2 separate regions of the Homo sapiens genome follow, and region 2 is linked to region 1. The links are chromatin loops, found by intact Hi-C in ENCODE. Cell type or tissue: ovary. All regions are shown on one strand. Each heading gives the region's core, and the rest is flanking DNA. Links, peaks and the distances in the headings are about the cores only. Region 1 overlaps PRSS27 (serine protease 27). Region 2 overlaps ERVK13-1 (endogenous retrovirus group K13 member 1).

What was found. Hi-C counts contacts between places; a loop is a spot of excess contacts. Peaks named below come from ENCODE experiments on the same cell type or tissue, not always from the same donor. Only the 100,000 strongest peaks of a DNase experiment are listed, where the experiment ranks them.
Region 2: it touches region 1 in a loop (4-fold over the local background); 2 of 110 quality-filtered maps call a loop at or near these places.

What each region holds. Positions count from the first base shown.
Region 1 is chr16:2,713,111-2,718,590 of GRCh38, reverse strand. It overlaps PRSS27 (serine protease 27), which reads left to right. Exons shown (of 6, transcript NM_031948.5): 2 at 2,065-2,091; 3 at 2,711-2,873; 4 at 4,255-4,526; 5 at 4,893-5,062. Among named protein-coding and RNA genes, the nearest start is that of PRSS27, 4.4 kb to the left of the region's middle. RefSeq lists silencers at 2,651-2,700, 2,781-2,830, 2,941-3,030. In ovary, for the core only: no CTCF peak of the experiment used is centred there; a DNase peak (open chromatin) is centred at 2,901.
Region 2 is chr16:2,657,961-2,663,218 of GRCh38, reverse strand. It overlaps ERVK13-1 (endogenous retrovirus group K13 member 1), which reads left to right. Exons shown (of 3, transcript NR_040023.1): 3 at 1-4,830. Among named protein-coding and RNA genes, the nearest start is that of ERVK13-1, 13 kb to the left of the region's middle. In ovary, for the core only: a CTCF peak has its summit at 2,300; no DNase peak of the experiment used is centred there; H3K27ac peaks cover 230 bases.

The DNA.
Region 1 (5,480 bases), core at 263-5,262:
AATGCCAGCACTTTGGGAGGCCGAGGTGGGCGGATCACGGGGCCAGGAGATCGAGACTATCCTGGCAAACATGGTGAAACCCCTCTCTACTAAAAATACAAAAAAATTAGCCGGGCTTGGTGGCGGGCCCCTGTAGTCCCAGCTACTCGGGAGGCTGAGGCAGGAGAATGGCGTGAACCCAGGAGGCGGAGCTTGCAGTGAGCTGAGATCGCGCCACTGCACTCCAGGCTGGGCAACAGAGTGAGACTCCATCTTAAAAAAAAAAAAAAAAAAAAGACTAGGACTTATGGAGACTGGGGGAAGGGCATCCAGATTGTGGGGTGAGGGGAGCAAGCACTCAGAGACCAGAAGACTCTGCCTAAATGAGAAGTACAGGGCTACTTTAGGAAGGAAGGATCTGCATGGGGAGGAGGCATCGCTGAAGGGGCAGTGCTCAGGCAGGGAGCATGGAGACACAGCTCCTGCAGACTCCCAGAGAGCGAGAAGGCCTGACAGTGCGCGCCCTTCTGCAAGCAGGATCCTCAGGCTTGGAAGGAGCAAGGGGTCGGGGGGCCAGGGAATAACCCTCCCGGTAGTGTTTGCATTTTAAAGGGCACTTAATTAGCACAAATTAATGAGCAGAGCATCCAGGGCAGACTCTCCATTTCCCGTTGCCCCTGACCCCGCTTCTGCAGGGCACCCCTTTGCCTGCCCTGCACCTTCTCCACCTCCTCCTCCTGCCCATCCACAGCTGCCCCCTCGCCGCCCGCTGCCTTATCGTCCAGCAACCCCCGGGGTGTCTCTGCCCACCAGTGGTGTTGGGGAGGGTGCCCCCCAGACTGTGAGGCAGACAGAAAGGAAGAGGATGCCGTAAAAACCCTGGGGGTGCTTGGGCCCTCCATGGCCACTTCCTGTCCCCACAGCCCCTCAACTCCAGGGGACTGGTTATCTTTTCCGGGCAGAGTGAAGACATGGTCCATAGCAGCTGGCCCGGGCACCGGAAGGCACTGGGGGTTAAGGGGAAGCTGAGGGCCTAGGTGTGGGGAGGTGGCTGTTCTAACCCCTCCCCAGCTACGGGCGAATCTTGCCCCCACAGAATCAGACGCGTGGAGTGCAGGGGTGGTGAGAGGACTCTCTCAAGGCCAGGAAGTTCCAGGCTTTGCTACCCTGGGGCTGTACACTATGGTCCTGGCTGGGGTCTCCAAGCTGGGGTAGAGGCTCCAGTGTTTGGTTAAAGGCCCAGCAAGAGGCCCTTTGTGTCCTGGGGTGTGGGAGGCAATGGACAGCAGAAAATATGTTCCCATCCTTGGTTCCCCCGAACGACCCCATATCTTGCTTCTCTTCCGGGCCCCTCACTTTATCCGCTCCAAAGCCCCCTTGCACAGCCCAGCAGGGGGTCCTGGGCCTCGTCTGCCAAGCCTGCTGCATGCCTGGGAGAGGGGTCAGCTCTTGGGACTCTGGAATCTTGAGAAGGCTGATCCCTGGTGGCCAATGCAGACCACTGTACCTTCTCTACTCCCCTGAGGCCAGGGAGAAGCCTGTGGGGCTCGGGCCTCAGCCTCGGGACCAAAGTGAGACTTGGGGAAGGAGCTCATTCCGGAGCAGACTGTGAGAGAGCCCTGGGCAGCTCAAATGTAGAGACAGCTCCCGGGCCTCTTCCGCTCTGAGCTGTTCCGGGAGGAAAGGCCAACCTTACAGTGCCAGGGCTGGAGGCTGGACCCTCCCCAGAAACTTCCAGACAAGGATGGGTGTGGAGTGTGGAGGGAGAGGACCCTTTCCAGGATGAGAAGGGGACATCTAGCCTGGGGATCCCTTCACTGGCATCTCCTGACCGGCTCCCCATGTGGCAAGGAGCATCCACCCTTGCAGATAAGCTGTGGCCCATGGGCCTGGGCCTGAGCATACGGCAGAGCCAGCCCTGGGGGGGAAACTGCAGGCCCTTGGGCTCTCCGGTGAGGTCCCTCTGTGGACTGTCCCTCTGGAGTCCTCAGGAGCTGGGGAGGGTCAGTGGAGAGGGGCTGCAGGGTTGGGGAGGGCAGGCCAGGCTGCAGCTGGCCTGGCTGATCACCCTCTCCTCACTTCCAGGGTCTCAGAGGGCCAAGGCAGCAACAGGTAAGCACCCAGGGCCCTGGGGTGGGAGGGACAGGAGCCGGCTGGACTGAGCCAGGGACACTCATGGCCAGAGGGAATTTGGAACGCACAGGACACTGGGGAATTCCAGAGGAGGGGAAAGTGGGGGCTGTGTGGAACTGGAGCCCAGAAAGGAGAGGAGGAGGAAGGTCCACACAAGAGCAGGACGGGCAGCACAGAGCCTTGAGGCGCGGTGCAGGATGAGGGCGGCAGGGTCTGAGGATCACCCTGAACCGTGACTGGCCCCCTCTGGGTGGCTCCCTTGCAGAGGGCTTGACACCTGTTCTATCCTTCCAGGCACCTGTTTGGGTCAGGCCCTGGGACAAGACCCTTCCCTGGGTTATCTCAGTGCCTCCGTGGCCCCCAAGAGGCAGGTGTTAGGTTGCCTTTCTCGGCGAGGAGAGTGAGACTTTGGGGGGCAGCTGGGGAGGGTCTGCCTGTATCCCAGACTGCCCCGAAGCCCAGGCCTCCGACTTCCCCAAGGTCTTCGGGCAGGTCAGGGGCAGGAGGGCCGAGGACTGGAGTGTGAGGCTGAGAGCTGGGCCTCGGCCATGGAACCAGCCCCAGTGAGCGCCCCCACCCGCTCCCCATGCTCCCCCAGCCTGTGGTCGCCCCAGGATGCTGAACCGAATGGTGGGCGGGCAGGACACGCAGGAGGGCGAGTGGCCCTGGCAAGTCAGCATCCAGCGCAACGGAAGCCACTTCTGCGGGGGCAGCCTCATCGCGGAGCAGTGGGTCCTGACGGCTGCGCACTGCTTCCGCAAGTGAGTCCGCCCGCCCCTGCCCCCGCCCATAGCGCTGACAGCGCCCCGCGCGCGACCGGTTCAGCACCGTGGACAGCGCCCGCCGCGCCAAATCCTGCGGGTGACCTCCCTGGGGGCTCCTGGTCCAGCCCCTCCCACCCAGATGCTTCCCTTAGGTCCAACTCCAGGGCTAACTTCCAGTTGCAACCGCTGCTCCCGCCCGCGGGAGGTGCCTCGCACCGCCCCCCGACCCCCTCCATCCCCTCCACCCACTCACCCACTCCCTGTGGGTCCCTGCAGAAGCGGCCCGGCAGGCTCTGCCCACCGGCCCCTCCTGGCCTTTCCCCATCCCGCACACACCTCAGCTCCAGGACACTCTTCCCGGGAGGAACTCTGCTCACAAAGCCCAAGGACCAGACAGAACGGCCCTTCCTCCCCTCACCCACCTGAACCACCCCAGAAAGCCCTGAGCAGAGGCCAGGCCACCCAGCCCTCTGCCATGTATGAACCACCTGGTCCCACACCTTCCGGGTGTCCCAGGCCCCCTCACCTCACACCTCAACACCGCAGCTCTAATTATTTTAAACCCCACATCTTTTTCTTTTTTTTCTTCTTGATCTTTAAAAGAATATCATGACAAAAAAAACCCCACATCTTAAATTCAGATACTCACGGCCAGGCACGGTGGCTCACACCCGTAATCCCAGCACTTTGGGAGGCCAAGGCGGGCAGATCAGTTGAGCCCAGGAGTTCAAGACCAGCCCGGGCAACACAGCAAGACCCTGTCTCTACTAAAAATAAAAAAAAATTAAAAAACAAAAAACAAACAAACAAAAAAACCCCAGGTGCAGTGGTGCCTGTGGTCCCAAGTACTCAGGAAGCTGAGGCGAGAGGATGGCTTGAGCCCAGGAGTTGGAGGCTGCAGTGAGCTACAGTTGCACTGCTGCACTCCAGCCTGGGTGACAGAATGAGAACTCTGTCTCTAGGGGAAAAAAAAAATCGGAAACTCGGGCTGAGAGAGGGCAGGTCACCTGCCAGAGGCCCGCAGGTGGGGCTGGCCCTGCTGCACCTGGAGGGTGGTTCTCTCCGAGCCAGCCTTTCAGGTAGGCACTGTGACTGTCCCCACAGCACAGGTGAGAAAGCTGCATCACAGAGAACTTGTTAAGTGACTTGCCCAAGGCCACACAGCGGCCAGGGGTGGAGGTGGAAATCTGAGTCGGGCGGTCTGGCTTCAATGTCAACACGCATCACCGCTGCACCTGGCTGTCCTAGAGATGACTCTCGAAGACATTGTGCAGAGAGAGGTGTGGGGCACGGTGGTGGCCAGAGGAGCCCCAGCCCCTCCCGGGCCTGTCCCCACACGAGGGGCCGCCTCACGCCGCCTCTCTGTTTCTCCCGCCAGCACCTCTGAGACGTCCCTGTACCAGGTCCTGCTGGGGGCAAGGCAGCTAGTGCAGCCGGGACCACACGCTATGTATGCCCGGGTGAGGCAGGTGGAGAGCAACCCCCTGTACCAGGGCACGGCCTCCAGCGCTGACGTGGCCCTGGTGGAGCTGGAGGCACCAGTGCCCTTCACCAATTACATCCTCCCCGTGTGCCTGCCTGACCCCTCGGTGATCTTTGAGACGGGCATGAACTGCTGGGTCACTGGCTGGGGCAGCCCCAGTGAGGAAGGTAAGGGGACAGGGCTGGGAAAGAATGGGGGATATGCCTCAAGAAGGCCCAGGACGGCTTGGGGACCACTCTGAACCCACAATCTTCCTGTTGCTATATTAATACATACACACGGTCTCTGTTCACACAGGTGGGGCCGAGGGGAGCAGCAGCAGACCCAGAAGGAAGAGGGGGTGAAGGGAGAGGGGGACAGAAAGGGCCCAGCCTGCTGCCTGGAAGGAGGGAGGATGTCTGCCCCACAGTGCCCTAAGCCAGAGATGGTCTAAACATGAGGAAACGACAGGCAGGATGGAGTGGTGGTTCCCGGGGCCGTGGGTTCTTGATGAGGAAGTCCGTTGAGCCCTGGGCTGTTCCGCCCCTCTCCAGACCTCCTGCCCGAACCGCGGATCCTGCAGAAACTCGCTGTGCCCATCATCGACACACCCAAGTGCAACCTGCTCTACAGCAAAGACACCGAGTTTGGCTACCAACCCAAAACCATCAAGAATGACATGCTGTGCGCCGGCTTCGAGGAGGGCAAGAAGGATGCCTGCAAGGTGGGAGCAATGTGGTGTCCATGGGGACTCAGTCCCCACCGCCAGGCCCAGGGCAGGGTGGGATCATGCCCCGCTCCATGGGCTATGCATTCAACCAGCTGAGCAGCTTGTTTTGAAAAGGCAGATTCCAGGGCCGGGTGTGGTGGCTCACGCCTGTAATCCCAGCACTTTGGGAGGCCAAGGAGGGTGGATCACAAGGTCAGGAGATGGAGACCATCCTGGCTAACACAGTGAAACCCCATCTCTACTAAAAATACAAAAAATTAGCCAGGCGTGGTGGTGGGCGCCTGTAGTCCCAGCTACTTGGGAGGCTGAGGCAGGAGAATGGCGCGAACCTGGGAGGCGGAGCTTGCAGTGAGCCGAGATCGCGCCAGTGCACTCCAGCCTGGGCCACAGAGCAAGACTCCGTCTCAATAAA
Region 2 (5,258 bases), core at 1-5,000, 55 kb after region 1:
TCTCGTTCAACCCCACCTACTTGGGGTCGAATACAGATTTTATCTCATCAAACAGAAAAATTCTTAACAGAAAAAGGAATCCCAAAAATGACTGGTAATATAATTCTGGCTGCCTTTATGGTAGTCAGTGCAGCGGTAAGTATACCACCGGTCGGGGCAACTCAAAATTATACTTATTGGGCATATGTTCCTTTTCCCCTTCTAATTCGGTCTGTCTCCTGGAGGGACTCTCCAGTAGAAGTTTACACTAATAATAGTGCATTCATGCCGATCCCTAATGATGATCGGTTTCCAGCTCAACCGGAAGAAGAAGGTATGCACTTTAATCTGTCAATTGGCTATAAATATCCACCATTATGTATTGGGAAGTCGCCTGGTTGTTTAGCTTATTCTTAACAGAATTGGATGTGGACTGTACCGTCCTTTACAAATGATTCTTATCAAGTATATAATGTGTTCAGTACTAACTCTTTTCAACTTCTCACTGTCAAACGTACCCCACATGAGGCATGGAGAGTTCCTCTCACTACCAAAACTAATAAAACAAAAGGACTGCCGGACTGTCCAAAGAAACCTACAAATGGGCCTTTTATAGTGACTTCAATTTTATGGGATAATTGTAATGCTCCCAAGGCTGTTGTACTCCAAACTCTAGCCATGGGTATTGTTATTGATTGGGCTCCAAAAGGACATTATTGGCAAGATTGCTCCAGCAAAAATACCTTATGCTCGGAGTTTATTTATTCCTTAGATTATATAGAGCATGGGTGGCAGTCTTACACGATGAGACAACGGGTGTCTCCTTACCCATTTAAATGGATGGACACAGGTATTGCTCCTCCTAGACCAAAAATTATTCATCCCTTTTTTACCCCAGAACATCCTGAACTATGGAAATTAGCTGCAGCTTTGTCGGGAATAAAGATATGGAACACTACCTATCAGCTCCTTCGTACTAAAACCAAAACACCCACATTCAACATCACCCTTATTTCTGAATGGGTGATACCCATTAGGAGCTGTGTCAAACCCCCTTACATGCTGTTGGTTGGAAATATAATTATGATGCCTGATGCACAAACTATAGAATGTCATAACTGTAAGCTGTTCACTTGCATTGATGCAACTTTTAATCCCACTACAAGTATTCTCTTGGTAAGGGCTAGGGAGGGGGTATGGATACCAGTTTCTCTACATCGTCCATGGGAGTCTTCCCCCTCTATTCACATAGTCAATGAAGTTCTTAAAGACATCCTCAAAAGAACAAAGAGATTTATTTTTACTCTTATTGCAGTCCTTGCAGGACTACTTGCGGTTACTGCAACAGCAGCAACTGCTGGAGTTGCCATCCGCAGTTCTGTTCAAACTGCTCACTATGTTGAAGCATGCCAGAAAAATTCCTCCAGACTTTGGAATTCTCAGGCGCAAATTGATCAAAAATTAGCTAATCAGATTAATGATCTCCGCCAAAGTGTAACCTGGCTGGGAGATAGAGTTATGAACTTGCAACACCGTATGCAATTACAGTGTGATTGGAATACTTCTGATTATTGCATAACGCCTTATGCTTATAATCAAGATCAACATAGCTGGGAAAATGTCTCAAGACATTTAAAAGCCTGGGATGATAACTTAACCTTGGATATTTCACAACTTAAAGAGCAAATCTTTGAGGCTTCACAAGCCCATTTATCCACAGTTCCTGGCTCACACATTTTTGAAGGCATAACTAAACAATTACCTGATTTTAATCCCTTCAAATGGCTCAAACCCGTCAGAGGATCATTGTTGTTACTGGCATTATTAATATTGGTATGCTTATGTTGTCTCCTTTTAGTCTGCAGATGCCTCTAAGGAGTCCGAAACCAAGTCCGAAGTCAACAACAAGCAATGATGGCGATGGCGATTCTAGTTAATAAAAAGGGGGGAGATGTGGGCGGCAAGCCACCCAGGCACCGAGGCAAGAGACAGAGGACACGAGCTGTTCCAGTATAATAAAATATAAAACAAGAATAGTTATACCAGATATAGATCTTAGATATGATTATATACGAATATCATTAATCATGAGTTTGTAGCAATTACTTTTTATTCCAATATTATGATAATCCTCGCTCTATAATCATAGCCTAGGAAAAACCAGGCCATACAGAGATAGGAGCTGAGGGGACATAGTGAAGTGTGACCAGAAGACAAGAGTGCGAGCCTTCTGTTATGCCCGGACAGGGCCACCAGAGGGCTCCTTGGTCTAGCGGTGACGCCAGCGTCTGGGAAGACACCCGTTACCAGGCGGATCGTGGCCCAGCCGTAGCAAAAGGTGTCAAGGAACACCTTTTGCAAAAGGTGTCAACACCCGCTACTTAGCAGACTGGGAAAGGGGGGCGGTCTCCCTTTCCCCGGGGGAGTTTAGAGAAGACTCTGTTCCTCCACCTCTTGTGGAGGGCCTGACATCAGTCAGGCTTGCCCGTAGTTATCCGGAGGCCTAACTGTCTCCCTGTGATGCTGTGCTTCAGTGGTCACGCTCCTAGTCTGCCTTCATTTTCCATCCTGTACACCTGGCTCTGCCTTCTAGATAGCAGTAGTAAATTAGTGAAAATACTAATAGTCCCTGATATGCAGAAATAATGGCATAAGCTGTCTTTCTCTCTGTCTCCTCTCCCTCTCTGCCTCGGCTGCCAGGCAGGGAAGGGCCCCCTGTCCAGTGGACACATGACCCATGTGACCTTACCTATCATTGGAGGTGACTCACATTCTTTACCCTGCCCCTTCTGCCTTGTATCCAATAACAGCGCAGTCAGACATTCAGGGCCACTACCGGTCTCCGCACATTGGTGGTAGTGGTCCCCCGGGCCCAGCTGCCTTTTCTCTTATCTCGTTGTCTTGTGTCTTTATTTCTACACTCTCTCATCGCCACACACAGGGAGAGACCCACCGACCCTGTGGGGCTGGTCCCTACAAGAGGGAAGTGGTTTGTTCTGCTCTTCTGAGATGTGTTCTTATGAGAAGGATCCAGCAGCAGCCTGCAGAGATGTGGGGCCTGAAAAGAGGCCTTGGGCAGCTCTTCTCAACAGGTCTTGGCCCTCTAGACTGCCTTCAGCACAGTTTTGGGGAGAAACAGGGAGTGTTCCTTTTTCAATCTATGCGCTCATCCCCTGAGCCGCCTGACCCAGGGTTTAGATGCTCCAGGGCAGCTGATTGACACCGGTGGGAGATGGAGTCTGGCAAGCAGGTGATGAACTGGGAAGCGCTGCAGAAATGAGGGGGCAAGCGTGGCCAGTCCCTTCTGAGAGGATGTGTTTGGAAGAGAGTGGGCACTGGCGTGGCACTTTCCCCTTCTGTGGAAATGGACTTGGACAGGATGCCACGTAGTGCTGCAGTTCTGTGTGGGGCAGGTTGTGGCTGCAGAGAAGCACTGGGTGCAGAAACAGTCCCCCAAGCAGGTGCGAGGGTCAGGGTGCTCTATGCTGCTCCACACCTGCCGTGCGATGACATGTGGTCACCGGGCTGCCCAGCACAGTTGTTTAGAAAGCAGGTTCAAAGGGCAGTGTGCTGGGAGGAAGTGCTGCTGTGGAAACTGCAAGTTTTGGACATGAGTTGCTCAGGTCTTTTCAGCCGTTCATTCTTCTACAACAGAATTGCATTATTCACTTGCTCAGTGTGATACCATGTCCTTTAAAAAATTATTTGAATATTGAGAACAGGTTGTATGTTCCGTCTCTAGCTGCTAGATCACAGGCAGGGCACATCTTCTCAAAGAGTAACAAGGCATGGGTTGTGTGTGTTCTCTTCTCTTAGTGAGGAGAAAGGCCTGTTTGGGTTCATGATGATTGTTGGGGTCTCTTTTCTGTACCTGATGTTGGTTGCACAAAGTCCGTTTCCATTCTCTTAGTCTAGACAATTTTCCTGATATTTAAACTGGAATTTTTGCTCCAAGAAATTCCAGGTCATTTAGAATGTGTTAAGATTGAGTTTCTGGGCTACACATCCTTATAAGAGCACCCGATTCTGGTTTCTGTTTATTTATTTATTTTTTCGAGACAGTCTCGTTCTGTCACGCAGGCTGGAGTACAGTGGCATGATTTTGGCTCACTGCAACCTCTGCCTCATGGGTTCAAGTGATTCTCGTGCTTCAGGCTCCCAAGTAGCTGGGATTACAGGTGCGCACCACCTACATTATTTATTTATTTAATTTATTTATTGAGATGAGGTCTCACTATGTTGCCCAGGCTACTCAAACTTCTGGTCTCAAGGGATCCTCCCGCCTCGGCCTCCCAAAGTGCTGGGATTACAGGCATGAGCCACCGCACACAGCCTGATTTCTGTTTAAAGAGTTGGATTATACAGGGACCCACAGAATTGGGAACTGACAGTACTGTAGAGCCTGTGTATGAAAAAGATGGACAAGCCTGACATTAGCAGCTCACTGTTGAGCACACGGCCCCCTGCAGAATAAACAAGTGTGTGGTTTCCATCTGATGAAGGTGGGCATGTAGTTCCTGGACAGTCCAGTGACTTCCATCATTCCACAGACAAGATCAGATGCCCTCTCTACCAGCCACCGTGCTGGGACCGGCCCAATCTGTGTTTCAAATCAGCTTGTAGCACGCAGGGATTCAAAATATTTAAAGATGAGGTTTGAAGGTACGTCTGGAGACCAAGGACGTTAGTTCTGGAGGTCCCCGTCTCCTGCGTGTTTGCGGAGCTGGTGACAGTGCCCTCTCCCCGTGCTGGAGAGGGCTGAGGAGAGGCTGTGTGTCTCAGCAGGATGCCAGTCAGGATTCTTCTGGCTATGGGCTTATTTTTTGCAATAAATTCATCGTTAAAGTCCCATTCTTTAACCTGTTTTTTCCCTTTTGGAATTAATTCGACTGCAGTAGGAAGGGGTTGTAGCTGAAAGTGACCGCTGTGCATTGAATGCCATCAGAAAAGGCTGATGAGATTTGCAGGGAAGACTTGAAGCCTCACTGAAATGCGCCTGGCGTGTGTTGACCTTTGCAGTGGAACATGTGGGAAAGGGGCCCGCACTCACTTTTCAGTTCTGCCTCGGTGATTCCAGGAGCCCCGGGGTTGGGAGCGGGGACAGGACCTTGCTCCTGAGTCTTAGGTGTGGTGTCTCTCGCCCCTTGCTGCATTGGCGGGACCCTCGGTGCCGCGGCCTCAGTTGCAGGGCGGCCAGGGCTGCTCCGTGAAGGAGGCGCTCACTCCATGGAGCTGCAGGACGCTGCATTCTCCTCACTCTGGCCATTGCCGCTGTCCTT